Regions from separate parts of the Mus musculus genome. Here regions 2, 3, 4, 5, 6 and 7 are each linked to region 1. A link is a loop called in an ENCODE intact Hi-C map of the cell type or tissue named here. Cell type or tissue: left cerebral cortex. All regions are shown on one strand.

The links. Peaks named below come from ENCODE experiments on the same cell type or tissue, not always from the same donor. Only the 100,000 strongest peaks of a DNase experiment are listed, where the experiment ranks them.
Region 2: a loop joins it to region 1, with 3 times the contacts of the local background. A loop is called at or near these places in 16 of 42 quality-filtered maps.
Region 3: a loop joins it to region 1, with 3 times the contacts of the local background. A loop is called at or near these places in 12 of 42 quality-filtered maps.
Region 4: a loop joins it to region 1, with 6 times the contacts of the local background. A loop is called at or near these places in 37 of 42 quality-filtered maps.
Region 5: it touches region 1 in a loop (2.6-fold over the local background); 9 of 42 quality-filtered maps call a loop at or near these places.
Region 6: it touches region 1 in a loop (3-fold over the local background); 14 of 42 quality-filtered maps call a loop at or near these places.
Region 7: it touches region 1 in a loop (2.5-fold over the local background); 13 of 42 quality-filtered maps call a loop at or near these places.

The regions. Positions count from the first base shown.
Region 1 is chr17:56,551,571-56,555,570 of GRCm38, forward strand. Tincr (predicted gene, 20219) reads right to left here and starts at 2,817. Exons shown (of 4, transcript NR_130128.1): 1 at 2,548-2,817; 2 at 1,879-1,992; 3 at 1,118-1,426; 4 at 1-419. In left cerebral cortex, a CTCF peak has its summit at 1,626 (motif pointing left); DNase peaks (open chromatin) are centred at 727 and 1,588; H3K27ac peaks cover 1,246 bases.
Region 2 is chr17:56,406,873-56,410,872 of GRCm38, forward strand. No RefSeq gene overlaps it. Among named protein-coding and RNA genes, the nearest start is that of Mir6977, 10 kb to the right of the region's middle. In left cerebral cortex, no CTCF peak of the experiment used is centred here; DNase peaks (open chromatin) are centred at 994 and 2,276; H3K27ac peaks cover 2,381 bases.
Region 3 is chr17:56,485,428-56,489,427 of GRCm38, forward strand. Gm33089 (a long non-coding RNA gene) reads left to right here and starts at 146. Exons shown (of 4, transcript XR_876888.1): 1 at 146-225; 2 at 1,240-1,713; 3 at 3,517-3,633; 4 at 3,801-4,000. In left cerebral cortex, a CTCF peak has its summit at 2,395 (motif pointing left); DNase peaks (open chromatin) are centred at 2,392 and 2,807.
Region 4 is chr17:56,360,225-56,364,224 of GRCm38, forward strand. The region is part of intron 5 of Kdm4b (lysine (K)-specific demethylase 4B); the gene reads left to right. Among named protein-coding and RNA genes, the nearest start is that of Gm32715, 26 kb to the right of the region's middle. In left cerebral cortex, a CTCF peak has its summit at 2,266; DNase peaks (open chromatin) are centred at 388 and 1,533; H3K27ac peaks cover 3,799 bases.
Region 5 is chr17:56,477,817-56,481,816 of GRCm38, forward strand. It overlaps Gm32822 (a long non-coding RNA gene), which reads left to right. Exons shown (of 4, transcript XR_385656.4): 2 at 1-515; 3 at 3,413-3,501; 4 at 3,587-4,000. Among named protein-coding and RNA genes, the nearest start is that of Ptprs, 3.3 kb to the left of the region's middle. In left cerebral cortex, a CTCF peak has its summit at 1,806 (motif pointing left); a DNase peak (open chromatin) is centred at 1,786.
Region 6 is chr17:56,423,657-56,427,656 of GRCm38, forward strand. Ptprs (protein tyrosine phosphatase, receptor type, S) reads right to left here. Exons shown (of 33, transcript NM_011218.2): 13 at 2,731-2,848; 14 at 1,671-2,270; 15 at 1,224-1,321; 16 at 369-622. Among named protein-coding and RNA genes, the nearest start is that of Mir6977, 6.7 kb to the left of the region's middle. In left cerebral cortex, a CTCF peak has its summit at 2,072; DNase peaks (open chromatin) are centred at 1,434, 2,080 and 2,496; H3K4me3 peaks cover 746 bases; H3K27ac peaks cover 2,417 bases.
Region 7 is chr17:56,500,515-56,504,514 of GRCm38, forward strand. It overlaps Gm33211 (a long non-coding RNA gene), which reads right to left and starts at 1,201. Exons shown (of 2, transcript XR_385665.2): 1 at 585-1,201. In left cerebral cortex, a CTCF peak has its summit at 2,318 (motif pointing right); a DNase peak (open chromatin) is centred at 2,148; H3K27ac peaks cover 774 bases.

The DNA of each region.
Region 1 (4,000 bases):
ACAGGAGCATAGTGCTGGCATAGCAGGGACCCGGAGGACACTGGAGGCTATCACTGGAGTATCAGGAATGGCTGTGTATAAATGGGGCACTGAAGGTAGAATAAATAGGAGTCTATAAAAAACAAAAAGAAGGTGGAGTGGGAAAAAAAAAAAACTGATGGTCCTGTGGCAGGAATTCAGGGAGATCTCAGGACATAAGGAACAGGGTGAGCTTGTGGGGGGCTCACACTCAGCAGCCTGGCCTTCAGCACCACAATTCCCCTGTGCTGTTGCAAGCTATCACAGGCCTGGAGCCTCCTCATGTCACCTTTTCTTTGTGGGTCACAGGTTCTGTTCATGTTGGCTTCTGATGACTGTTGGAGAGAGGTCACATGCTCTCCACATTGTGGCTTTGGGACCTCAGGCCTTGGTTCTCTGATCTAGAAAACAGAATGAAGGCAGCCAATTGGGCTGTTTACATCCACTTCAGGGCTAGGCGGCCTTGGATCAAAGATGGGAAGGGTAGGAGGGAAAGAGAGAGGGAGGGAGGGAGGGAGAGAGGGAGGAGGGCAGGGAGGGAAGACCGCCAGGACTGGGACCAAGGAACAGGCCCTACATTATTATTTCTGAACACGCTAAGGCTGTCCGCCTGAAGAAATGAATAGTGATTTGCATGTAATTTGCATGCAATTTGCATAAGGTTTGTTAAATGTCAAAATGCTTTCTCTCGCCCCTCAATACCAGCCTCCCCTCCACTCCCCAGCAGCTCTCCCAGAGGGCCAGCAGCTTCCCCCACAGCTGAACAACAGCCTGGTGGATCTAGAAGGAGACTGGGGAGGCAGAGAGGGACCCACACCCCCAAGGCCTGCATAGTTGCGAATGTCTAGCAACCCTGATTCCAAAGACCATGGTTCAGTTCCCAGCTGCCCTGCTCTGCCTCCTGCAGCCTGTACAACTCTTAATTAAAACATTATTTCCTTCTGGGCTCACAGTGTAGTCCCCCAGCACATGAAGGGGTGGGGGGAAACAGGGACAATGGGGGGCAGGGTCACATAGCACCCAACACTGGAGCTGTGGAGTAGAGCCCCCACAGCACGTGCTGAAATACTCAGACCACTTTGCACACCTATGGGCTCACCAAGACCCCCCTGGATCAGAGTGTCCTCCTGTTCTGTTCGTAGCTGGAGCCCCGTGGGTCCTCCAAAGAAGGAAGTGTGCCTGTTGAGCTTCCCCGAGGAGGCTGTGCTCTGGGGATGGACAGAGGTCGATCCAGGCAGCAGAGGCTCCCAAGGGAGGGTCCTAAGGCCACAGAGCAACCAGAAGGTTCCTTGCCGGGGTTGGGGGGATGGAGGGCTGGACGACAATGTCAGAAGTCACCATCAGGAACACCAGAGGCAGTGGGCATCAGCAGGGCTGGGGAGTTGGCATCTCTCTGGAAGCCCAGCACCTGGATCAGCAAGGGACATGTGGGCCCAGGGATGTCAACCAGCAGTTTCCAAGCTAATGGCCCTTTTTCCCTTCTCCAAATAGCCTGGATCTGGGCTTGGAAGGGAGTGCAGTGGTTGCCCACAATCCTGAGGCCCTTCTGTAGCAGGCACAGTGCTAGGATCCCCCTGGTGGACACCACAGGAATTGCAGGCAAAGCTGCTCCGTTTGTCCTGGTGTCTGTTACAGGAATTGCAGGCAGAGCTCTTGTGGACCCAAGCCCACAAAGCACAGTCAGTTTATGTCTGCATCAAAGTAAAGAGTCCAGAGGAGAGTAGAGAACTTCTCAAAGTCACACAGATGGGGACACCAGTGCTGAGCCAACAGAGGAGATGGAAGGATAAGGCTAATGTGCCCACCTCATGAGGCCCTCAGTTTCCCCACCATCTCTCAGGCCTCCCATGAATGGCTTACCTGAAGTACGACTGGACTCCCAGGAAGAGAGAGATGTGGTGCCTGGGCCAGTTTGCTCCTTCAGCCAGCATCTTGTGTCCCTAAAATCATCGCTCCATCTCCTCCATTTCCTACCTGAGGGGGTGAACATAAAGACAAGCGGTGACGACTAAAGTCTTTCCAGCTAGTCCAGGATCGCTCTGAAGTGTCTTCATACTGGTGGTGATGCACTATACAGCCGGGCCCCACTAGAGACACTGAGGCCAGTGTAGACACAAGGTGTGACGGGCTTGGGATGGGGAGTGCAGTAGTGGCCCAGGGCTGCTCATCCCACCGACCTCTTAGATGAGTGGACAGAAACTGAGAGAGAGATGGAGACACTCGGAGACATGAAGAAACAGATAGGGGCGGTGTGCAGAGAGAGACAGAGACCAGGACACAGATACAGAGAGACGTGCTGAGCCAGAGCCAGATACACAGAAATGAGGGCAGGGAGTCCTCAGAGCCACCGCTGGAGCTCACACCACATATCGACATAGCTAATGGAGCCGAGAGGAAGCAGGCACGGTCACAGAGGTCTTTCTCACCATGTCCCCAAGCCATCACCATCCCACTGGGCCAACCTCCATAAGCCAGAGCTCAAGATCCTACCAGGTTCTAGCCCAAGTCCCAGCCTAGATCCCTGGTCACCTGGTGTCGCTGAGCAGAAGTAATACTGAGCCGTCCTGCAGGCGAGCTTCGCGAACTGTCTGATGGTCAGGCAGAGGCCTAGAGTTGTAGTAGAAGGTTCTGCGCCAAGAGCTTACACCCTGGCCCACTAGCTGTGCGCGCAGGTCACTCAGTGTGTCTCGGGGCCGCACGGTCAGTGGCAGTAGCAATGCCTCGTCGGCTAGGTGTACCTTGATGTGGTAGCGCTTCCAGCGGGACAGCCCTCGCCGCAGCTCCTCCATGGCCATTGCCAGCCTGAGACTCTCTCGCAGGTCAGCACCTGCTAGACCGGCTGAGCCACCTGCCTCCACCCCTCCTAGGCACGCCCTGCTACAGCAGCAGCCCACAGGGGTGGTGACATTGGCTGGCCCAGCCCAGGCCTCCATGACAAACATTTCTCCTGTGCACAGCATACATCAAAGGCCCTGGGGCAAAGAACGCAGCTATACGAAAGCACTGTGGCAGGATGGAGAGCCTGGTGTATTGGAGGAGTGGAGTTGGGTCCTGCTTTTGAAGCAGAAGTGAGGAGGAGAGAAGGGTGGCAAGGAAGGCAGTGTAACCCACCCACCCATTTATTTATTATTCCAGGGAACACTCTAGAACTTCCTCCCTAATCTGTATCTGTACTTGTTTTGTGTCTGTGGGCTCCAAAGAAACCTCAATCTTGGGCCTTTGCCCTCTATGGCCATCAAGTTAGGAACAGGGTCTAAGTAGGGGAGACAGACGTCTAGGTTTGGCCTGGAAGTTCACGTGCACTGGAGGTGGGGCTCCAGGGGATGGGTAAGAGTTCAACATTCCCAGTTGCCCACATTCACCACCCACTCAGTTCAGCAAGTGCTTGATGAGGAGAGAAGCGAGTTCCAGCCTCCCGATCCTTACAGCCATTTCTGGGAGCCAGCCGCCTCTCCAGCACACTTCCGAAAGCACGCCTTTTCCCTCCCCGATGCTCTCACTGCCCCACTGGATAGAGCAGTTTGTCCTCTGCACTTGGCCTCTGACACACAAACTCTGGGCATTTGTCACCAGCAACAATGCAGTAGTCACTGTGTGGCCTCTAACCCTGTCATCTCCTGCCACAGCCTCTCCTCCCCTTACCTCAGTGTCTCTGCCTGTCTACTGGGGTCTTGTAAAAAGACATTGTTGTTACAAGGCCCTGACTTACACTTACCCAGGAATGGGAATGCTGAGAGAACATTCTAGGTGTTAACTTTGACTCCGCAAAGAAAAACAAACTGAACGTTCTAAAAATTTAGCCCAGTGACATCTTGGTGGTGCAAACCTTTAATCCCAGCATTTGGGAGGCAGAGGCAGGCAGATTCCTGTGAGGTCAGCTTTATCAAAGAGAGATCATGACCCCTGTTACTCCCAAAAAAGACAGGTAAGAGAATATATAGGAAAAAATATATCTCAGTGTGCTGTGTAGGGTGACATTAAT
Region 2 (4,000 bases), 140 kb before region 1:
CGCCTGGTCCCCAGTTGAGCTGAAGTCTTGAACCCCAGTGGAACCCGGTGGTGGTAATTTCCACTTACATGGAATGGAAGGCGTTTGATCATGTCTCCTGGACCCCTGGCTCCTGTTACCACCCCCACAGCCCTGTTGAAGTTACCACCCCCACAGCCCCCACAAGAGAAGCGTGTGGCTAATAGTCATGTAGACAATATCCCAGGCTTCTGGCCTTCTGGCTAGACTCTTCCCCACAGTTTCCTAGCAACAGCAAGATAACAAGCCCATTATAAGAGGGGCTGTTTGGCCCCTCCTCACCCTCTTACTCTCTAAGCTTTTACCTTTCTCTCTCTGAGCCTTTACCTTTCTTACTCTCTCACTCTCTTTCCCTTCTCCCTTCTTTCCTCTTGGCCACAGCCGGTCTCTCTCTCTTTTTACCTTTTCTCTTTCCCCCTGCCTTTCTACAATAAAGCTCTAAAACCATAGACTGTCTCTGTTCATCAAGGCCCAGACTAAAGACAATCTGCATGGGAACCACCCAGCGCCCCTCTTTCCCCCTGCCCTCTCTTCCTGTATCTCCTGGGCCAAGTGCCACCCCGGGGCCCCTATTCTGTTTTCAGCTCCTCTGCCGTGTCCAGCGTGAAATGCCAGAGACTGAGAACCTGGTACCGGGTGCTGCTCCTTGTCCACCCCCTGCCGTGTGGGGTCAGTGGCTTCACACAGCCAGATGCCCACCAGGGGCCATGTGGAAAGCATCCAGCAGTCCTCCTGCCAGAGCACCGGAACTCTAGCTGGACCCAGGCTCTCTCCCTCCCCCCTCTTCCCCTACACCCACGGCCCCACACTAGTTCTGTGTCTATCTGGCCTTGTGTCTGTCTGGACCCACAGCAAAGAAGATGCAGGTTATGACAAGAGATTGCACTGCAGAGGTTCGAGCCCAGGGTCTCAGAACCTGGCTCACAGCAGAAAAGGCACCCGGGCATGGCACTGTGCACTAGAACTGCAGTTCTGGAGACACAAGTGTCCTCTGGGCTCATTAGCCAGACAGCCTGACCTAATTGACCAGCACCAGGTTCAGTGAAACCCTGAGTCCAAAAGCAGGGTGGGGAGCAACTGAGGGAGACACTCAACAGTGACCTCTACACACACAGACAGGCACACATGTGCACAGAGCCTCTCAGCACTGAGACCAGGCAGGCGGCTGCACTGAGGCCTCGGAGCTGGCAACCCACAGGCTGGAGGGCACGACTTTACCCCCAACACTCAGGAGGCAGAGGCAGGCCCATTTCTGGGTTCAAAGCCAGCCTGGTCTACAGAGTTCCAGGACAGCCAGGGCTACACAGAGAAACCCTGTCTCAAAAATATGAAACAAAACACCACCAACAAAACAATGCAACTATATTTGTGGCTGTAGGTAGCCATATAGATCACACAGGTCACTCTCCTGTCCCCAGCACAGCATGTAAACTGAGCATGGTGACCCCAGGTGTCCTGCTTCAGTAATGTGTATATGGGAAACCTCTGCCATGTCAAACATAGATTATTAAAAACAAGCAAACAAACTATCTGAACAAGGCAAGAGTCAGGATCACAGCCTGACCCAGGAACTTTAGTCAGGGCGTGAGCTCGCTAGCCCCATGGTCAATAAGAAGCCCAACTGTCATTGTTCCATCCCCATTTCACAGAGTGACAACTTGCCCGACCACAGCCCCAGCCCCCCTCACTGGAGGATTCTAGGTGGGGACCCACCATGACCATGCCCCCAGCCCTACTAGGGGATTCTAGGTAGGGAATCCTCACTGGGGGGATTGTGGGTAGGGTTTTGTCATTGAACCACTCCCTTAAATATTAGGGACTATGTGTAGAAATTCTCAGGCCAGGAATCCCACTGATGTCCAGGGTCTTGAAAGGTAATATCCACATATTAGTCTAAAGCAGTAGGTTATGAAATAATTTGTTATCCACCATTAGGTAATGAATTCCCTGCAGTTATTTTTCCTAAAATATAAGGTTGTGACATTTTCTGTTTGAGTGTAACTGTGGACAGTTTTTGTCACTAGTTACCCTTGTCCCACATTTAATAGCATCTTCTTGCTTTAGAAAATCTCAGTGGAGTCCTGACTGACACGTGCCCTTTATTTGCTGATAAGTTTGACTAATGCATGCTGCCGAGTGATTACAACAAAATGAGACAGGACATTTTTTCTAGAGGTCGACATTCAGTGCATTTCCAGGCAGCGTTCCTGCAGTTGGTGGTTCCAGGACTTCATACTGGTTCACTGCTGCTCAGGATGACACGTGGGCTCCACCGTGAGTGCTGGCTGTGGGGAGTCTGTCTACCTTACCAAGTGATGAGCAAGCAGCCGTAATGTCACGCATGCAACCAAGGGCTTTGGGGATCATTTGGGGATGTTTTATTTATGCCCTTGTTCTGATGGGTGATGTGACAAGACCAAGAATCATCAGGGAGATGAGGGTCCATGAGGAGCTTCACATTGGGATATCTGAGCTGGGAAGAGCCAGGCTAACCTCCCCAGTCATCCCCCCCCCTCTCTCTGTCTCCTCCCCTCCCCCTCTTGTTTCTCGAGGCAGGATTTCTCCGTGCATTCCTGAAGCTTTTCTAAAGGAAGCTCCCACAACAGCAGCACAGGGACCAGAGGCCCCTTGTGATCCCGGGGAAGCCATGAGCAGGGCGCAGTGGTTTTTGTTGATGGGACTGGACAGTGACTCAGAGAGGGGACAGGATGGGGTGCAAACGGACATCTGATATATCGTCTGCCTCAACAGCTGTCTGCTAAAAGCTGCAATAGCACATATTGATGAGGACATAATCATCCTAATTAAAAGCTAATAATGAGGAGTTAATTGCCTTTAAAAGACCAAGTGAGGACAGCGGGGATTTATCTGTCTCCCTCCCTCCCTCCCAGCGAAGGCTGATATGTGAGGGCTAATTACTTGAATCAAATATTACAGAGAACTAACCATCCTTGTGTGCTGTTTGGCCAAGGAATGAAAAGGTGTCTGCAAGGGCTCCAGGCTATAGAGGCCTTGAGGCTGTGTTCCTTTAGCCCTGACCAGACCTCCAGCCCCTCCCTGGGGTTTCAAGGCAGGGCTCCACCCTGACCACGCCTCTAGGATCTCCACCTCTTAAAGAGCACCTTACCTGGTCCGGTGTCTGGGTTCTCTTACCCCGACCTCCTGTCCTTAGCCATGTGCTTTCGTTCCCAAGGCTTGTTTTATTCCGGACTTCACCTCTAATTGACGCTAAGACTCCAGCCTCAAGGCTGCGCAGCCACAACCTGTCAGTTTATCCCACCCCTCCACTCTACAGCCTGGGGCCCTTGCAGACACATTTTCATTCCTTGGCCAAACAGCACACCAGGATTGGTTTTCTGTAATATTTGATTCAAGTAATTAGCCCTCACATGTTAGACTCCCGTATTTACTATCTACTTGGGCTAATTGTTACATTTCCCCAAAGACAAAATTGTTGGTTAAAGAGTATCTCAGTGTAGCTGGTCCTCTGGCCAAATAAGGGAGGGCTACTGACTGGGGTGTGTGTGTGTGTGTGTGTGTGTGTGTGTGTGTGTGTGACTGGGGTGTGTGTGTGTGTTACAGTCAACCTGCTGGTCCTCTGGCCAAATAAGGGAGGGCTACTGACTGGGGTGTATGTGTGTGTGTGTGTGTGTGTGTGACTGGGGTATGTGTGTGTATGTGTGTGTTACAGTCAACCTGCTGGTCCTCTGGCCAAATAAGGGAGGGCTACTGACTGGGGTGTGTGTGTGTGTGTGTGTGTGTGTGTGTGTGTGTGTGTGTGTGTGTTACAGTCAACCTGTACAAGATGATAGAGGGAGGGTATTTCTGAAAAATCTTTTAAAAATTTAGTTTAAAAAAATTTGTGTCTGTGTAGAGGTATATTACATAGGAAAGCCACTACTACCCTAGGAAACCAGGGATGTCAGATGCCTGGAGAAAGTCCCAGGTGCCGTGAGCCTCCTGGTGGGTGCTGGGAACCAAA
Region 3 (4,000 bases), 66 kb before region 1:
GATAAAAATAGAATCTTTGTAATCGGTTAAATGGTGCCGAGGAAGGTGGGGCTGTGCAGGGATGGGGACACCAGTTTGGGGGTGGTTCCTGCAAGGGCAAGGGGAGGCCCGCTGGGGAATAAGGAAGTCCCACATGGTCCCAGAAGTCTTCCGCAGCTCTGCAGAAGCCTAGGGGGCTAGGCTAGAAGCAAGGGGGCGTTTCCAGAATTTTCTCCTCCACAAAAGGTAAGGAGGGTGTGAGATTTGCTAGGTAGAGGGAGGCAGGCTACTCATCCTGGGTCCTGTGTCTCCAGAACCACCCATGACTCCCATTCTTCTCCCCGTGTGACTTCCTTCTGGGTTCCCACCTCAGAACGCAAGTTCTTGCATTTGGAATGAAACTCATCAGGGCAGCCTGGCCTTCTTTCACTTCCAGGAACCCCTTCACCACACACAGCAGCACCCAGGACCCAGCAGGCCCAAAGCCTTCAGATGAATCCGAGCCCCACCACCATTTGTTTTTATAAATAAAGTTTTATCGACTATCGACACTCAACCCTGTTGTTTGCAGCCAGTGTCTGCTTTCAAAGACCCTCATAGATCAGGGGTGAGGTGGGGAATTCTAGGAACATCTTTGTTTCTAGTCAGCCTCTTTGTCCATGGAACCTAGGACAGATGGGAGTGAGATGTGGCTGCCAGGTCACAGTCCTCGAAAGCCCTTACCTGGCACTGTGCCCTGAGGCTGGTGATATTTGCGTCTATCAATCTCTACCATCCGTTAACCGGCCTAGTGAAGCGATTAGCGTGTACATTTTACATGGTCCCATTCTATATTCCTTCACAGGGGAAGCATTGTAACTGTCACCCCACACGTTAGGACCTCATTATATATACTCAGTGGTCACCTGGCAGGTGTGATCACCTGGCCAAGCGATCATCAGGTTCCGACAGCCTCTAAGCAGCACCCAAGCCGCCATGAGCACCGTGAGAGCAGAAAGTCACAGCCCTGTCTTCAGAGGACACTGTCCAGATGAGATGTGCACTCCAGAGCCGCAAATCCTGGTTGCACAGTATAACCGTGCACAGAAAGTCACGTTCTGCTGGCTGTGGCGCCTGGAAGCAGGGCACTGCAGCCTAGAACTCACTATTAGACCAAGCTGGCCTTGAACTCAGAGACCCACCTGCCTTGGTTTATTTTGACACAGTGTCTCTCACTCATCAGGCCTGTGAGGCCCAGGCACCTTCCTGTCTCCTCTGCAGGTTTGATACCCCAGACACCAGCTACACCAGACAGCATGCACGTGGGTTCTGGGGATCGGAATTCAGTTCCTCTTGCTTTCTCTGCAAGACCTTTAACCCCAGATCCATCTCCCCGGTGTCAAGGTTGCACCAACTGGGAATCCATGAAGGAATCTGAGAGAAGCATGTTCTAGAAATTTCTTCAGAGGAGAGGGAGAGCAAGCACCCACGAGCAGGATGCCCTGGGGATCTGAAGATGTTTTTGTTACACAGGCTGTCACAGCCTGACTGACAGCTACACATCACAACAAACAGTCCACGCTCCCACAGAGGTTGGTCTCCTCCTGCTGGATTCAGAAGCAAAGCCAAGTGGGAAGACCTTTACTCTCCTGGTTTGTCAAGCTCTGTTCTGTGGACACATTTCAGAGCTCTTCAGCTGGGCAGGAGCCATTGTGCCGTGGCTGCTCAGCATAAGAGGTTCCAGTAGGTTCTGTGGTAAGTCTTGGCAAAAAAACAAAAAACAAACAAACAAAAAACGTAGAGCAAATATAGCTGGATAGACGGGGAGGGTCTGGGGTGATGTGTGTCCCCTGTCTTGGGGCATTTGCACTGCTGTTGAATTCTCCCCAGCTCATTTCACCCTGCTCACTTTCTGTCTGTCCCCCACAGCCGCTGCCAGACTTTCCTGCTGTTTTCTTCTTTGTCTGATTGCTGGGACCTTGTCTCATATACATTTGGTACTCAATACCTGAATGAATCAAAGGCAGAGGGAGAAGGGTTGCTGAGGTTTTGGGGCCAGGTATCCCCCCTCCCCTTTCTGAGGGCTTTTCTGTCTAGTGTGGGTGGTGTCCACTGGGCTGAGACAACCTCCTGCCGGGGTTGCTGTGCTGGCATGGCCTGACATTTGTTACCGGGATGGAACATCTGGACCGTGTGTGGTTGGCAGCTGGTAAGGAGCCACAGCGGCAGGCAGCCAAGCCAAGCGATGACGTCTCCGCTGTGGCACGCCCCCATGATCAGGCAGAGCCCCCTTCCACGCTGCCCGCCCCCCTGCCCCCCTTCCCCCCCGCCCCCCCCCCCCCCGCCCCCAGTCCGGGCTACAGGGCCACTGTGGACAGCTCAGCCTGGATCGGATCACCTCGAGAGTCTAGCGCCCTCTGGTGTGGTTTGGACATGTTAGATATAGCCTGGGCCTTTGCACAGCTTCATGGCTGAGCCACACCCTGGCCTCCTTGACCTTGTTTTGGGGGACAAAGTCTGGCTAAGTAGTCCAGGCTAGCCCTGACCCAGGTTCCTCCCCCAACCCCCGACTCCTGTGCCCCAAGTGAAGGCTCTAGAAGCAGGAAGGCCACGTGAAGGCCCAGACTCTTCCTTAGAGGTTTTGTGGTGTTAGGGAGAGCGGTTGAGGCTCTCCCAGACGAATCCTCCCACGAAGCAGCTTTATCCGGTCCCTGGGCCTCCTGGGAGCCAAGGAGTTAAAGCCAGAATTCCCATCCAGACCCGGAGAAAGGAGCCCAGGCCCTAGCTATGACCCTGCTGCTGACCTCTGCTGGCAGCGGGCTCAGCCAATGAAGAAGCATAGCGGGTGCCGAGGAAACGGTTGCCATGACACCAGAAGCCGCTGGTCTCTGGAAAGGCTGGTCTGAGGGTGAGGGGCTGGGGAAGAGGGGTTGCTTGCTGAGTAACCATGGCAACTCTGCAGCCTCAGGGCACCCGGGTGCTCACACCCATTCCCCCTAGAATACCCAGAAAAGGGCGATCTCTGCCTTGACTCAGACTGGGAAACTGAGGTTCATGAACACCTGTCACTTCCTTCTGCCTACTCTGGGTTACAGTCTTGGAATAAAAACCCACACTTGGTGTGTGACAATGTCAGGAAGTCCCTGGCAGGGAGAGGGTGGGGATGGATTTAGAAGACCAAATTTATGGACCCTGGGGGATTAGCTGGAGTAACCCTGGAAGGCTTCCTAGCAGAAGCACCTTTATAAACCTCCCCAAGTGCTGTGAGGCCCCAGCCAGGGCCACCCTGGCACCCACTGATTCCTCCTCAAGGATTCTCTAGCCAGGTGATTGTGCATGCCTTGGGAGACAGAGGTAGGGGAATCTCTGTGAGTTCAAGGCCAGCCTGGGGAATACAAAGTAAAATCCTGTGTCAAACTAACTAAATGCTAAAACTTGCTAATGACCACTCCAGTCCTCTCCTGCACAATCAGACAGGTCATTTAATTCCAGGACAACCTCTGGTCTGCTCATCTGTCTCCTCCTGGCTGTGTTAACCATCCTTTCCCCTTATCACAGCAGCAAGAGCCGCAAGCCCTAGTCACCTCCTGTGTCTGCCCCAGCCCAGGCCTGGCAAGGTGGCAGGAAAGGCACCAGACCTGGGGGAAGAGCATGTTCAAAGGCTCTGAGAACAAGGTGAGACACAAGGGGGACTTACATGCCTAATGGCAGCACACAGACAGGGGTTAGGGGTACTGGGACACCCTATGGGGCGTCCCCTCTCCAACCTCTTTCCAGAGTCACCTTTGTAGTAAAGTCATGTGGGTGTCTTCTCCTCTTGATCCTCACCTCTGTCTCCTTAGGCTGTGACCCAAGACTGACCCAGAGTGACAATGACATGAAGATCAAGGTGCTGGAGGGCAGAGACTCTGCAGCTAACAGTATGCAAAGCTCTTACAGAGACTCTGAGTTCAGAGTCCCAGCACTCGTGCTGGGCTGCTCACAACCGCCTGAGACTGGAGCTCTGGCCTTCACATACCTGCCTCACAGACTGTAAAAATAA
Region 4 (4,000 bases), 190 kb before region 1:
TGGACTCAAAGCTCTGTCCTGTGGGGCTTGGCTCTCCAGCCATCGCAACCACTTGGTCCAGACACACAGAAGCTAGCAAGGGACAATTGTGTTATTCCTGGCCCAGTACCCCTTGCTGCCTTGTCATTGGGCCCTTGGCCTCACTCTGGCCACAGCTGCTCTGTCACCCTAATGCCATGGTTCTGGCCTTCCGCTTGTTGAGACTGCTGTACATCTCAGCCACCACTGCAGCCAGATAAGTAACTGAGGCTTGTGACGTGCCTGAGCTTGAACTGGGGCATTGGGCCCCTGGCATGCAAGATGAGCCCTGTGTCATTAGCCACCACGATGCTCTGATGATGACGGGCAATTTCAGGGAATCTGGTGCACACGGCAGGGTGCAGCTCTGAGTCACAGCCTGTGCCCATTAGCTCGATGAGCCGTCCTGCTTTGTCCTTTCCACAACCAGGCCTGCCGAAGACTTGGCTGTGGCAGGCCCTGCCTCGCAGCTGTGTTCCCAGGATCTGAGGGTCAGAGCAGCCAGCACACCATTTGCATGTTGGGGCTCATACAGGGTCCCACTTGACTCTCCCCTGCCTTTCTGTCTTCACTTAAAGAGTTTGCTTCTGGGCTGCAGAGCTCTGTAAGCAATGCTGAGCAGGAAGCCTTCTGTATTCTTTGCCTGAATCAGGGCTGTTAGCCTGCAGCAGTTTGTGAGGAGCCCCTCCCCACCCCACAGACTTGGGGAATTGGAGCTGAGTTGGGCTCTTGAGCCAAACGGTGAGCTGGGGTGGTGGCCCGTAGCTCTTTCTCTTTGGTTTTTATATGGCCTACTTTTTTTGGTTGGGGATTCCTCTCCCTTCCACCACCCTTTTCCTCCCCCTCTCTGTCTCCTTTCTTCTCTCCTTTCTTCCTCTCTCCTCTGTCTTCCTCTCCCTGCCCCCTCCCCTCCCTTTTTGTCTTCCTCTTCCTCTCTCTGTCTACTTCTTTTACTTTCTGTCTTCTTCCTCCTCTTTGTCCTCTTCCTCCTTGTCTCTGTCCTCTTCCTCCCTCTTCCTGTTCCTCCCTCTTTTACCTGATAGTGCAGGTGGATCTGTCTATGGTGAGCCAGCACTGCAGCTTTCCCAGGAGTGGACCATGCGCTATGCAGAGTTTTCAGTGTCTTACACAGTCCTCCTAGCTCCTCTGGGCAGCCTGTTATCTGACTTCCCACTTTCCTTCTTGCTCGCTGGCCTTGGTGATGTGGAGTATAGTGTCTGTGGTCCCTCCATCACAGACTGGCCATGCTAATGCTGACCTTGACTGTGTGGCTCAGGTCGTCTCCTGGGTATTCTCTCCCAGCAGGGCATTCTTTAATGTCTGCCACACTGTACTTTGAGGTGAAATAAACTCTAAAATTAAATGTTTTAATTCTCAGAGAAGTCAAGAGAGGAAGAAGCAGGGTGGCCCTGTGCTAGGCCGACAGTTGGACCCAACACTGTCTCTTTTTCAGGGTGCCTGGTTCCTTTCCTTCTTCCTGGAGAGGAATCACAGATGGAGCGTGGGCTCTGTGGTATCTGTGTGCCTGGGGCTCTGTGGCTCAGAAGTGGAGTGTATGAACCCTTTGGGCTCTCTAGGCAGCCTACAGTAGCCCCTTGCCTTCAGGCTGTGTGGGAACACCCTTGCTTTCTGCAGCCCTGACCTTGGAGGGGCCATCTCCTGATGAGGCCAGACTCACCCCAATGAGTTTTTAATAATGACTTATTTTTATTTTATGTGCATTGGTGTTTTGCCTGCATATGTGTCTGTCCAATCCCTGGAACTGGAGTGAGCTGTCATATGGGTGCTGGGAATTGAATCTAGGTACTTTGGAAGATTAGCCAGTGCTCTTAACTACTGGGCCATCTCTTTATCCCTGAGCCACTGAATTCTTTGCAGGCTCCCGGTAGGCCATGGAACCCCCTCTTTCTTACTGTGGAACGAAGGATGGGGGCCTAGGTGTGTGTTCATGTGTACTCTCCATGTGTGCGGTGAACTGCTGTGCTCTGCAGGAGCCCTTGAAGTCCCATTGCCCTCTCTGCACACAGTGCTGCTGTCCTGGCTTGAGGACTTGAGCTACCCCATTTGTCTTTGAACTCCATACACTCCATGTCCCTGGGCTGCGTGGCCTGGGAAAGGCCATTGCTGAACTTTGTATAAACGGTTCAGTCTTCTCTCCAACCATATGTAAAAGCTTGATTGGCATACTTCCTGTTGGGAATTCACCTTTGCAGGCTGTCTCAGGCTCAGTCACCTGCTGGTGACTTTTGGGATGTCCACATATAGGTCACACCTCTTTCAGGTGGACAGACCTCAGAGAGACCTGGGTGACCACAGGCCTGCTGTCCATGCTGCCTACCATGCAGGCCACAGTGTATAGCACATAGGTCCTGGAAGTGTCTCCTGTCTCCACCCATATTCTCTTTGTTCTGAGCAGCCCCCCTCCTTGTTCTCAGAGGACCTGCCCCTAATTCTTTGTTTTTAAGTTTGAACACAGTGATTGGGCAGAATCCTGAGCCTGGCTTAGGAGACCACTGACACAGGGTTACTGCATCAGACTGTGAGTCCAGGCTGATGGCTGTGTACAGGACTCCTGTTGTCTGGGACATGGTCCAGGGTATTGGAAGCCTCTGCATGTCCACAGCTCCAAGTCCAAAATGGTGCCTTTTCTGTACCCCACTCATGTCCACCACTAGGCCCTTACTAGCTCTGCACCATCACCAGGACCTGCCTCTCGGATTCTCTCCTGTGAACCTTTCCCAGACTTTGGGCAGTGCAGAGTAGGTGACATTTAAGTTTTGGTCTTTGTCCTTCACTAAAAATCCATGGGGGTGGGGGTGGGGGTGGGGGTGGGGTGGGGGTGGGGCCCCACACCTCATCTGAGCATGCAGCCTCTGCCTCATCTGAGATTGTTGGACACAAATGTGACAGTGTCTAACCTCTTCCCTGGGTCCCCAGGGAGATGTGACAGTCACAGATATCCATCCACCCCTCCCCGGCTACCCAGACACTGTTCTTCCCCATACCACCAGCTTCCCTGTGGGTGGTTGGTCCTCCTATCTCTGAGGCTCTGTGTTCTCCAAGCTAGCTCTCTTGATCCCCTGTGTGTTTCAATAAAAATGTCATTACTAGAAGCCATTGACACCGCTGGTGTGTGACACCAAATTCTACCGCCCATTGTCCCAGAAAACGATCCATTAGAGATAAAGCCAGTGGCTCAATAGTCTCCATCCTGGGAGCAGCCTCTCCCATTCTGGCTGCTGCTATCTTTGCTGCAGTTTGTATTGTCTGTCCCACCTGCACAAGCGATAAGACGCTAAGACGCTAAGACGTGGGGATTCCCTGGTGGGAATGGGCAGACCTCACTCAGTGCCAGCCAGGTCAGGTGGTTCCTTACTGGAAATCCCTTTTGGGTTAGGCAAACTGAAGCTCTTTTTGTGGGAGTGATCAAATTGGGGTACATAGAAGCCTGGTCCCTCATATGGAGCTGCTCACAGCCCCATGTGTCTTTCCCATGTGTGTCACATCCTCTCCATTGGGTGGGCAGTGGGTGTTGACAGTCTGTTTGCCAGCCTGCCTCTGATGCCTGGGTTCAAGGGCACCTTCATTTAACACCTGTCTGTCCAGGTTTTGCTCTGACCTGTGGAATCCCTCCTTTTGAGACTCAGCTGCAGAGGCCTCCTGCTTGGTCACACCAGGAAGTCACCTGCAGTCCCATATGCTCTCTTTCCAAGGTCTCCCAGGCTGTGGCCAGGGCTGTGGGAGCCACCATCACTTGCTCTTTGCCAGTGGTATGACCATAGGCCTCAATGAGACCCTGTGGGAGGGAGTGTGTCTACCATTCTTGTCTGCATTCCTGTTGCTGGGGACACAGAACAGGTGTCTCTTGGACCTGACACAGTGTTGGTTTCCTTCTGAGTGCCTTACTTTAGATCCCGGGTATTTCTTGTAGCCCTGTGCTCTGAGTCCCTTCTGCTGTTGGGAGTCTCCATGTGCTGGGACT
Region 5 (4,000 bases), 74 kb before region 1:
GTAAACCGCGGGTCTGAGAGTCTGGAAGCTTCCAGTGGCCATTCATCCCCTCTCAGATCCCCGCTGTGTTAAATGCCATTTACACAGAAGTAACAAAACAGAACAATCGGCCTGCAGCTGACAGAGCATAGACAGGCAACAATATATCAACCCAAAGCCGGTTATGTGTTCAGCCACTTAGGGCGGCCATCGCTACCTCTGCTTCAGTCACAGCAGACTCCTGCTCCTCCTTTGCCCCTACTCCTCCCACACAGGTTCCGGCCTGCCCCAGGGCCCTGGTACATGCTGGTCCTCAGCCTAGTGAGATGTTCCTTTCGCTGCTCAGAGACGACCATTCCCAGAACCACTTCCTGGCAGACTGTTCCCAATATTGTGCTGAAGAGGTATTCTCACAGTCAGAAATGCTATGACCCTCCGTTTGCTTCTCATGACGCAGGCTCCTTGCTCGGGTTGTGCCTCGATGTCCTGTCTCTGTGTGGCAACAGCTGATGACTTAGGGCTGTAGGAAGAGTGAGGTGAGTCATCCTACCAATCACCGCAATTGGTGGAGCCTAGAATTCCCCAAGAGAGGCTTGGGGGCGTGGCTCAGGCCGCAAGGTCGGGGTCACCGCTTAACTTTGCACAATGATTTCAGCATATTCTAACTGTTGTTGCACCCAGCCCCCTAAGGGGAGGTACTGAGCAGTGACCATATTTGAGCAGACCAGCAGAACCGGTCTTCTCTGAGGGGGCTGTGTTGGATCCAGGGCGGGACCCAGTGGGCTCTAAACTTCTGGTTTTTCTGCCCAGCCTGGCACACACACGGAGGGCAGTATGACTCATTGTTGGGTGAAAAGTTCGCTCTGGAACATTCCTTCCCTCCTGAGTCTGTGGGGCTCGAGGGGCTCTCCCCAGATGCCCACGCTCTTCTTGGCAACTTCCAGTACCTGGTTATTATTTCCTGTTTTTCTCTTCTCTCTCTCTCTCTCTCTCTCTCTCTCTCTCTCTCTCTCTCTCCTTTCTTTCTTTCTTTCTTTCTTTCTTTCTTTCTTTCTTTCTTTCTTTCAATTCCAGTGGAGTGCCCAGTGTTCACAAAAGGCTTCTTCTAGCCGATTAGGGATTCTGTGATTGGAGCTCATGCCGCCAGGAGGCAGAGACATGGGAATGAGGGGCTTAAGATCAACCTCGACTGTAGAATGAACTTAAGGTCAGCCTGAGGTAAAGAATTTTTTTTCCTCAATATAAACATACCAGAGTGGCTCGAGTGCCATCATAGGACAGAAACTCCAGCCCATGTCTACAATCACAATTCAAAGCCTTTGCTGTCATGGGTGACTGGTACAGGATGGGAAGGCCACAGTCTGTGATTCAAGGGTGCCCAGAAAGTGCAGCCCCAACACCCCTGTCACAGCAGGAGAAACTGAGGCTGCCAGACAAGAGGCATTGTGGGGCTCTGGGATATGTTTAGGATTTGTTTGTTTGATTGTTTGCAACAGAGTTACACTAAGCAAGGTTGACCTCAAATTTTCCACCTTCTTGTCTCATTTTCCTGAATGCTGAAATGACTGGTGTGCACCATCATACAAGCTCTGGGCTAAGCTTGCTCTCCATTGACAAACGCCTGTGTTGTTAGAAAAGGCCTGGGACGGGACAGAACCCAAGCAGGAGGAGCCCAGAAACCTTTGTGGCTGCAGCAGTTCCCGGGAGGAGGGAGCAGGAGGGGTGGGGCAGAGTGGGCTGCAGGAAGGGCTTGTGCTGTGGAGGAACGTGGGAGTTATGGAGGGCAATATGGAGAAAGCGGACCCTGTGTTCACTGCTGCCCTCTGGTGGTAGCTACAGTAGCTGGCACGTGAATGAGCTGCCTGCAACCCCAAAGCTGGACTCAATGATTACAGACAGTCTCTGTTCCACCCCACAACCCCCTATTCCTGGCACACTGTCCTCCAAGGATCTAGCTATGGTTGGTGTTCTGTGCAACAAAACAGGCACAGGGAGGTTAAAGACCAGTCTGGTGTCACATGGCATAGGCGGGAGTGGAAACCCAGTTTCTGTATGCTGGATAGAGTTTAGGGAAGCCTGGACGAGATGGGGGCTTGGTCTTGAGATGGGGTCCTCTTTGCCCTGGCATGAAAGGTTCCTGAGAAGAAGCAAGTGGAGTCCCCGAGCTCCTAGACTGACTGGACTTGCATGCTCCTGCTCCCGGGGCCCGAAGTCTTGCTCCTGGTGCATAGGGGCCGTGACAGGTTTGGGCCCCTCGAAGCCTTACACAGTTTTAATTCTTATTTCTCTGAAAGAAGGACCCTGGAGCCCCGCACACAGTTTTCTCACCCATTGTCCTCTGGCTATTCTTCCTGTGCTTCACTGTGACCCTACTCACCCATGTCCCCAGGTCAGCCTAGGGCTAATCTTAGATACCTCCCCTTGTTGGGACATAAAGACCCGATGTGGGACAAACATGTGGTTCCTGGAACAGAATGTTCAAAGGCCCTGGGGCTGAAGAACATAGGTCTCCAGAAAGCAGAGTTGAAGGGCCCTCTGTGGGAAGGAGGGAGTGAGACACACCCTTGTGCCCTCCATTGTTAGATTGTCATCGACTTGATCAGCTGAGGGGGCAGCAAGGGCTTCTCCAGTCAGCACATGTCATCTGCTCAGCACCCTCAGATTCAAACTTGGGAGTCAAGTGACAGTGGAAAAGCAAAAGGGAAAATTATTTTTAAATCCTCACTTCTCAGGAGGAGAAAGGGACACGCCATTCCAACTTGGTGGGGGTTGGGGAGTGCCCGGGTATAAAGATGGACACTTCCTGTCCTCAAAGCTGCCTACACTGGGTCCTCCACACTGGTGGGAGTTCAAGGCTCCATGCCAGCGCTGGATAGAGGCTCTGCAGGCCACAGGCTACCCTTTCCTCAAAGGTCACATCAAGGTCATGCTTGGTCCATATAGGTTCCTCCCTGAATCCTGCATTTTAGTTTTGTTGTTTCTTTGGGGGTGGGGGAGGCATCACTCCATATGTAGCTTACAAAGAAAGTTCTGAAAGACTCAGGGACAAGCTGATATATCTGAGACCATGTCTCATTAAAAAATAAATATGCTGGGGTGGGGGGTGGGGTGGGGGGTGCTGACACAAGCCTTTAATCCCAGTACTCAGGAGGCAGAGGCAATTGGATCTCTGAGTTCAAGGCTATCCTGGTCTACAGAGTTCCAGGACACCAGGGCTATACACACACACAACAGAGCAAAGCAAAGCAAAACAAAACAAAACCAACAAAAATATTATGAGCATCAGTCTCAGAGCTGCAGGAAAAGAAATTTTAGAGTCTACTAGTGCTGTCTGCTTATTGGGTCCTGGAAAGAGCTCGGTTGTTGATTAGTGATGTCTGCCATGAATCAACTAGAACATAGGGGTCTGTGTGTTACTATGTGTGCTCCCCAGGGTCAAGAGGCAGTTTCTGTTCATAGAAACCACTTTGCCACCTCCAAGGAGAGCATTAAAAGAGTTGTTGGCTGTCCTTGTCTGTACAGGTAAGTGTGGAGCTTCCTGGGACCCTATGATTGCTGGTTAAGTTGCTTCCTGTCTCTGACCCTTGTTTTTTTTCTTCTAAGAAAGGACTGAGAAGCCTTGCCAGTCTGGGGTTATTGGTGGTTTGCTGTGCCTGCTCCAGGCTCCTGTGTAGAGCTCAAATCAATTCATTTGCAGCTCCAGCCCCAGGGCTGAGGCCAACTCTGCTCTGGAGATCTCAGATCCCCTCAGCCACATCACACAGCTGCGTTCTGCCCTCCTCTCCCCACGTCCACACTTGGTGACAGCCTGTGAGAGATGGAGGTGGAGGGGTCCTGGGCGGCTGTCCACACACCTGCCCTCCACTCACTGCCCCTTGCCTGGATGGCCCCTGCCTGTGCCTGGTCACACTCCAGTGGTTGGCCCTGTGTCCCACCGCAGCGTTTATGTCTGCAGGTGGCTGAGACAGCACTGCCTGCTTCAGCACTTGGCAGAGACCTGCGTGAGGCAGAGGGAGAAGGG
Region 6 (4,000 bases), 130 kb before region 1:
CAGTTCTTAGCTATCTGCCTTCTGCCTACTTCATGGCGTGCCAGATCTCAGTGTCCTGTGCATCCCTCAAAGCCCACGTGATCTTACGCCCTTTCCCCGCCTCCCAGGAAGCCCCTTGAGGTCCTCACTGCAGACTCCTAGCTAGGCCTCCCCGCTAGCCTGAAGCACAGACCAGAATCTTTTCGGGGGCTAAAGGTCGCCCAGTGAAGGGTCAGGCTTTATGGGGACAGTCGCATGAGGCAGGTTCACGTGACCCTTATCTCAGTAAGTGTGCAAATGGGGTCACAGAAGGGATGTGTGGCTCGATGCAGTCACATAGTGGGTTGACAGCTACAGGGACAGGTATGGGGGGAGGGGGGTTAGCATACTGCACGGTCACAGGACTCTGGCCATCAGGCAGGTAGACCACGATGAAACCGTCATTGTCGGGCTTCGGGGCGACGCTAGGCTTGCCACTGAGCATGTTAAAGGCGGTCCTGGCAGTGACCGTCTGCTGCAGGCCCCCCAGGCTGCTGCCACGGTTGGTGAGCACGAAATTATAGAAGGTGTGTGGCTTGAGGTGTGTGATCAGCTTCTTGGTCGTGCGGCCGTCCACATCCAGGGTGAGCCCATTGTACTGAATCTGTAGGCAGAGCTGGCTCAGCAAGAAATGGGCCGGGGCCTAGCAACCCCAGCAGAGCTGCAACCTCAGGCTGCCTGTCCTGGACCAATCCTGACTGAGCCTCACTTCTGGATGAACCATCTGACTGAACCTAAACCCAAACTTAGCTCCTGAGTTCTAATTCAGTACAGAGCTGACTGAGCTCCAGTCCAAAAATAACCTTCAGGTCCAACTAAGCCTTGATCCCTGATTGACCTTCAAACATGGCAAAGCCCTGGAGTTAGGCTCAGGAACAACTGACTGTTCGAGGAGGTCCCTTAACTCTAGCTTCTGACCAAGACTGAACAACATACTAAATCCTGGCTTTGGCCAGAACCCCAGCTCTGAGTGCCAGTCCTGACTAGGCTTCAACTTGACTGAGCCTTGATCCCAGGTTCAGTAGCAACCCTGACAGACCCTGATCCAGCTGTGATTAATCGTAGACTGCGCCTCAATCTCAGACTAAACTGTGAAATCTAAGTATCATCGAATCCTGATCTGGGGTGGCCTTGACTGTGCCCAATCTCCCTCAGGCTCCCAGATTTTACCTCCCGCCCCGCCCCTTCCTCCACTGTTGTAGTACCTTGTAGGGTGTGGGTGAGTTATAGTTGTCGGGGAACTCCCAGCTCAGCAGCACTGAAGTCTTCATGATCATCTTCACCTTGAAGTTCTTTGGGGAGACTGAGGGCGGCGGCAAGCAGGGAGAGAGAGAAAGATGGCCCAGTAAGAACCGGGCGCTGGCTAAGGGGCGCGTGGGGCGGCCCCTGTTGTCCCTGTGGTCCGCTGTGCCCTCGGCCTTCCTGCCTGGCCCGGCCCTGCCTGCCCTGTCCCCAGTGCCTGCTGCTGCTGCTGCAGAGACGGCGCGGCTGCGGAGAAAAGCGGGAGGGGCGTAGCAATGGGCGTGGCCTCCAAGCCGCATCCCACCTGTGCCTGCCGACCGACCGACTGGAGCCTCGGGCGCCTGGGCTGAGTCTGGAGGCCGAGACTTACCTGTGGGGAGGGGCGGGCCGGGGCCCGGGGCGGCGCCTACCTGGGTCCCGCGCGAGCCTGTAGCGCAGCGGGGGTGAGAAGGGGCCCGGGCCGCGACGCGTGTGTGCGCGCACGCGTAACTCGTAGGCCGTCTCCGGCCGCAGCCCTCGCAGCGTGAGCGCTGTCTCGGCCCCCGGCTGGGCGGCCGCCGCCAGCTCCGTCTCGGTCGCGGGCCCAGGGGCGCCGGCCTCCCGCACGGACACCGTGTACTTGATGATGGCGCCGTTGCGCTCGGCGGGCACGGGTGGCAGCCAGCGCAGTAGCACGGAGCCCGCGGACACGTTGCCCGCGGCGCCCAAGATCTGCGGGAAGCCGCGCGGAGCGTCCTCGGGGATGCTCAGCGCTGCCGCGGCCTCCTCGCCCAACCCCGCGCGGCCCCGCGCTGCCAGCCGGAACACATAGGTGGCGCCCTTGTGTGCAGGCGCCGCGAACCGCCGCTCCCACGCAGCCAGCTCCAACGTGGCCGGGGCCGCGTCTTCGCGCCCAAACTGCAGGCGGTAGCCAAGCACCGGGTCCTCGGCCGCGTCCGCGGGGGGCTCCCAGCGCGCCAGCAGGCTGCCCTCGGGGGTCTGCTGCACCGACAGGGTGGGGCGGCCCAGCACTGTGGAGGGAGAAACAGCTGCCCTGCCACGTTTCTCCAAACCCCAAAGGCAGCCCCTCACTGAGGGATTTCTGCGCAGGGACCCACCCTTGACCACACTCCCAGTCCTTAAGGTCTAGTTTTTAAAGGTACATTTTAGGAAGGACTTCCTTTAAGCAAAGACTTGGATTCCCTGTGAGGCACATGGACCTATTTTGGGCTACCTTTAAGCTTGACTCCCACTTTGCAGCTGAGAGGAGACAGCCAAATGAGTATAGTGTCTGGTGAGAGGGAGTGACTTGGGCAGAGATGGATATCAGGGCCAGCAGTGCCTGGCCTCTGGAACCTCTGAAAAGGGCCCATGTCTTTCCTGTTTTGGGTCCACCTGGCTGGTGCGTCTTAAAACCACTCTGGCTTGAGAATCATGGGAAATGCTCTTGGCCTTGTGGAGCCAGAGGCTGTGCAGTGGATAGGTATCTACCTGCTCCCTTGGTCACCACCACCTTCGGTTTGCTGCGAGCGCCATCGCCTTTCATGGTATACGCGGCTACTGTGATAGAGTAAGCAGTCTCAGGCTGGAGGTTCGTTATCACCATTTCCTGTGGGTGGGATGGGTGGGCACGGTCAGCAATGGTGCCAGCCCTGCTCACCTTCTCCCCTAAGAAAGTCACAAGAGATGATGCCTCCAGTCCACAGGCAACATGCTGGTGAGCTCATGCACAGGCTGCAACATGCAGTGTCCACACTCCTGTCAGAAACACACAAGCTGGGCACACAGCCACCACCAGGTCCCCTGCTCCTATACCCAGGGCAATAGCCATCAGAGAGCATCCCGATCAGAATCATTCCTCCAAGGCGCCCACCTTCTCTGGAGTCAGGTCAATTCTCTATAGTCCACCAGACCCTGCTCATCTGCTGCCCCGCTCTCCTTCCTCCCTCTCTGCTTCTCAAAGGCACTGCACTCCAGCTACAGGGGGGTCCTGGGTGTTTCTCTAACATCCCAGGCCCCATCCTACCCCAGGGCTTGGCTTCCCCCTGAACCCACTGGATTATCAGAGCTGCCCACAACCAACTTGAGAAATTCAACAGTTAACCCTATCTGGAATCTGAAAGCCAGTTATGAAACAGCCATCTAATGTTAAGATGCAAGCTGCAAACTTAAAATGGAATAACTCTGAGAAGAGAGGCAGGATGGAGAGGTGCGGGCCACGACTCAAGCCAGCCCTGAAATTCTAAGGTGAAGATTGGGGTGTCAGGCTAATCCTGTCTCCGATCAAATCCCGAAGCAATAAGCCTCTGCCTTCCTACTGTGCTGACCACCCCATGCTTGGTGCTTGCCCCTATACAGGTAATAGTGTGACTCCATGTTGGGGCACAGTTTGTTTACACTGTACCCCAGGCAGCAGATGTTCAAGCACACTAGGTCCTGATGCCCACCTGGGTGGCTCTGGTCAACACACACAACACACACACGCACGCACGCACGCACGCACGCACGCGCGCGCGCGCTCGTGCCTGGCAGTACAGAAATTCTCAGGAACACAGGAGTGGAGGGAGGAGACAGAAACAGGCAGGAAAGAAAGAGGGTCTCCCTTTGGGGCATGAAACCCCTGTAGGGCACAGGCCAGGTTAGTGGCAACTCTGGACCTTGTACAGAGCCTCTGTGTCTCCTGTCAAACGGACTCAGAGCAGCAGAGAGACAGGCAGTGTCTTGCTTGAGGACACAGTGCAAATTCACCCTGCTCTAGAGC
Region 7 (4,000 bases), 51 kb before region 1:
CTACTCACCCATCCATCCAACCATCAATGATCCATATATCCAGCCATCCAATCATCCATCCATTCACTCATCCATCCACCCATCCATCTATTCACCCATTATCCATCCATCCATCCATTTGCACCTCCCCTTATTGGAGGCACCTCCCCTTGTTGGAGGTGGATGGATGTCCATTCATCCATCCACTTCCCACCCCACTCCCAACACACATTGCTGTTACTGGGAAACCTTCCAACATGCCCACCTTCTCCTCTGTACACACAGTAAGAGTCTTCCCTGCCTCCATCTATGTCTTCCTCTCCTTACTCCTCCTTTATTTACTGGTAATCTGCTCGCTCAGAAGCTTAGCTCTGCTATTAGGATCATGCATCTGACTCTGACCTGTCAGTACACAGTTAGCCACAACACTCCCTCCAACTCACAGTCTCCTTCGGAGTGTCTCCTGGGTATCATGGACCTAATGCCAGTACAGTTCCTTTTTCTCAATCTGACACCAGATCCTCTTTGTGTCTTCATGTCATGATGGCCCTATAAAAAGAAGCCCCCAATCTCCTGTCCTACCCTACACCCTAGGTTTCACTCACAGTGCACCTCGAAGGCTGGTGTATTGCTCAGACAGCCTCTTCATCAGTCTCCTGATAGTCTTCAGGCATCCACACAGCAGGAAGGATTGATCCATCTTGAGTAAATCCTGACCTTTCACTTGCCCTATCCCTTGTGCCCTCAACCGAAAGCCCACACTTCTTTCCACCCTGCCTCTACTCACCCCTTCACCTAATGCCTCCTCATCCTTAATTGTCACTCTCCAAGGAAACCTCACACCCATCATGACTAACAGCAATCATGAGTATGGAGTGACCTGTACAGTGCAAAAGTTGCCCAGCCTGGAATTTTGCAATCCAGACAATGCTGTGGTAACAAAATGTTCCAGAATTCCAGTTAGATGGGACTGGTCTCTCTATTTCCTGGTGTTCTCATACCACAAGCTCCATCTCCTCCTCCATAACTTTCTCCATCTCCTCCATCTCCTCCCCCATCTCCTCCTCCATCTCCTCCTCCATCTCCTCCCCAATCTCCTCCCTATTTCCTCCTCCATCTCCTCCATCTCCTCTTCCATCTCCTCCTCCATCTCCTCCCCAATATCCTCCCTATTTCCTCCTCCATCTCCTCCATCTCCTCTTCCATCTCCTCCTCCATCCCCTCCCCCATCTCCTCCCTGATCTCCTCCCCCATCTGCTCCTCCATCCCCGCCATGTCCTCCTCCATCTCCTCTCCCATCTGCTCCTCCATCCCCTCCCCCATCTCCTCCCTGATCTCCTCTCCCATCTCCTCCTCCATCCCCTCCCCCATCTGCTCCTCCATCCCCTCCCCCATCTCCTCCCTGATCTCCTCCCCCATCTGCTCCTCCATCCCCCCCATGTCCTCCTCCATCTCCTCTTCCATCTCCTCCTCCATCCCCTCCCCCATCTCCTCCCTGATCTCCTCCCCCATCTGCTCCTCCATCCCCCCCATGTCCTCCTCCATCTCCTCTCCCATCTGCTCCTCCATCTCCTCTTGAATCCTTTCCTTCTTCCTCTCTAACCTTCAGTAAGGACTCAATATTTGGAATGAAGAGATAGATGGCTGTGGGAAATAGAGACTTCTTTGTGCTGCAGACATCTGGGAGAGGCTAGGCTAGTCAGTGTAGTCCAATCATTGAGGAAAAGGTTGGAGCATGAACACTCCATCTGTCCCTGTCAGAAGGTCCCCACAAAGGATCTTCACTTGAGTTCCATGTCCATGCTGTGGAGAAGTCTCCTCTGCCCTGCTCTTCTCAGCTCAAGCTGCATCTCCCGAGGAAGGCAACACTTGTACTGTATATTAATTGCCTGTTTCTTTCTTTCCTTCTTTTTTCTGTTTTCATTCATTTTTAACTTAAGATGCTGTCTGCAATGTGTGAGTGAGTGTATGTTTAAAAGCTTTCTCATTTGGAGATCAGGCCAAATAGCTTTTTTGAAGATAGTCTGCCGAGTGCCTAAAACAGTGAAATTTCCACAGGCTGCCTCACACTCCTGCCCTCGCCCATCACCAGAGCGCTGCAGAGGGAAAACAAATGCAGTGATTGGATACGCTATAGCCACCGCTGAAAGGCAGGGAAAACCCCCTTCCTCTTTGTCAAGGGCTGGAGTCTGGCTGGAGGGAGCTCAGGCGAGCCCTGGCAGTGCTGAGCAAGCACTGGATGAGGGCCAGCTCTGTGCTGTGTTGCCTAGCTGTGCAGGAGGACAGAGCAAGAGTTGTCTTTATGTGTTTGAACATGAGTACTGCTCCCGCAGAGGCCAGAAGGGGGCGTCGAGTTCCCTGGAGATGGAGTTGCAGACGTTTGTGTGTAGCCATATAGGTGTTGTGAATCAAACTGGGTGCTCTGCAAGAGCAAGGATGGTTGACATCTTTAACCCCAGCACTTGGGAGGCAGAGACAGGCAGATCTCTGAGTTTGAGGATCCCTGGTCTCTATAGTGAGTTCCAGGACAGCCAGGGCTACACAGAGAGTCTACACAGAGTCTCATATTTTAAAAACTAAGCTAAAGAAAGAGGAAGCTGGGATGGGGAGCTGTTTCCAAGGGCAAAATAAGGGATGCTGGGAAGTCTAGCTGTGTGTAGAGAGGGAAAAAAGGGTGGGTTGTAAGGTTCCCTGGCAAGAGTTAGGGGCTCATATCCAGTCAATGTTGAAGGAACCATTGTCACACAGAAATGCAGAGGGGACAACTCATGATGTCATTTAAGGGATGGAGAATGGCTTCACAGGCTACGAAATTTCAAGAATGTGAGGAAGCCGGGCATGGTGGAACACACCTTTAATCCCCGCACTTGGAAGGCAGAAGCAGGCGGCTTTCTGAGTACAAGGCCAGCCTGGTCTACAAAGTGAGTTCCAGGACAGCCAGGGCTATACAGAGAAACCCTGTCTCAAAAAACAAAAAAACCAAAAAAAAACAAAAAAAAAAAAACAAAAAAAAAAAACAAAAAAAGAGTGTGAGGGACGGAAGAGGGCACCTGAGGTTCACCTCTAGCCTCACAAGCATGTGGATCCACACACAGAGGGGGAAAGGTCATCCAAGGAGATGAATCTGTATGTGTCAAGTCCTGGGGACTAGCGCACACAACTTGATGTGTGGAAAGGAGAGAAACAGAGGGAAAGAGGAGAAGCTGAAGTGGTCTAGGAGCCATTAGAGCAGCATCTTCGAGTCCCCAGGCAGAAATAGGGAGCCGTGGACAGCACTGTAGCAGAGGTTCTCAACTGGTGGGTCGTGACCCCATGGGGACTGGATGACCATTGCACCCGGGTCACCTAAGACCATTGGAAAACACATTTACATGAGCATTCATGCTGTAACAAAAAAAAATGTTATGAAGTAGCAACGAATATAATTTTATGGTTGGAGGTCACCAGAACATGAGGAGCTATACTCAAGGGTCGCAGCTTTACTAAGGTAGAGAACTATGGTATACAACCAGCACTGAGTGGCATTTGTTAAAAACATCATCTTGACATAGAGTTATTACATGAACCAACTGTTCTCTTTTAGGTGTTGACCGACAGTGGTGGAATGCAGCTGTTGTAACAGATGTGTCCCAGTATTCAGAGTAGTAAACAGCTGGAAGCAGCTGACGCACAGATGACTGCGTGAGCATGATGTGGCCCATTATACAGCGGAATATTATTCAGCCGCGAAAAAAAAGTCAGAAGATGAGACATCTGATACAATGTGGATGAGCCATGTGGGCATTGCACTCAGAGGCTGAGGCTGCTGGGTCACAAAATATAGTGTTTGGAGCTGTTTGAATGAGAACAGCCTCTATGGGCTCATATATTTTTAATTATCAGTTAGTGGAACTGTTTGGGAAGGATTGGACCCTTTGGCCTTGTTGGAGGAGGTGTGTCACTGGGGTGGGCTTGGATGGTTTAAAAGCCCACAGCAGGTTCAGTGTCTCTGCCTGGTACCTGCAGCTGAGCATGCAAAGCT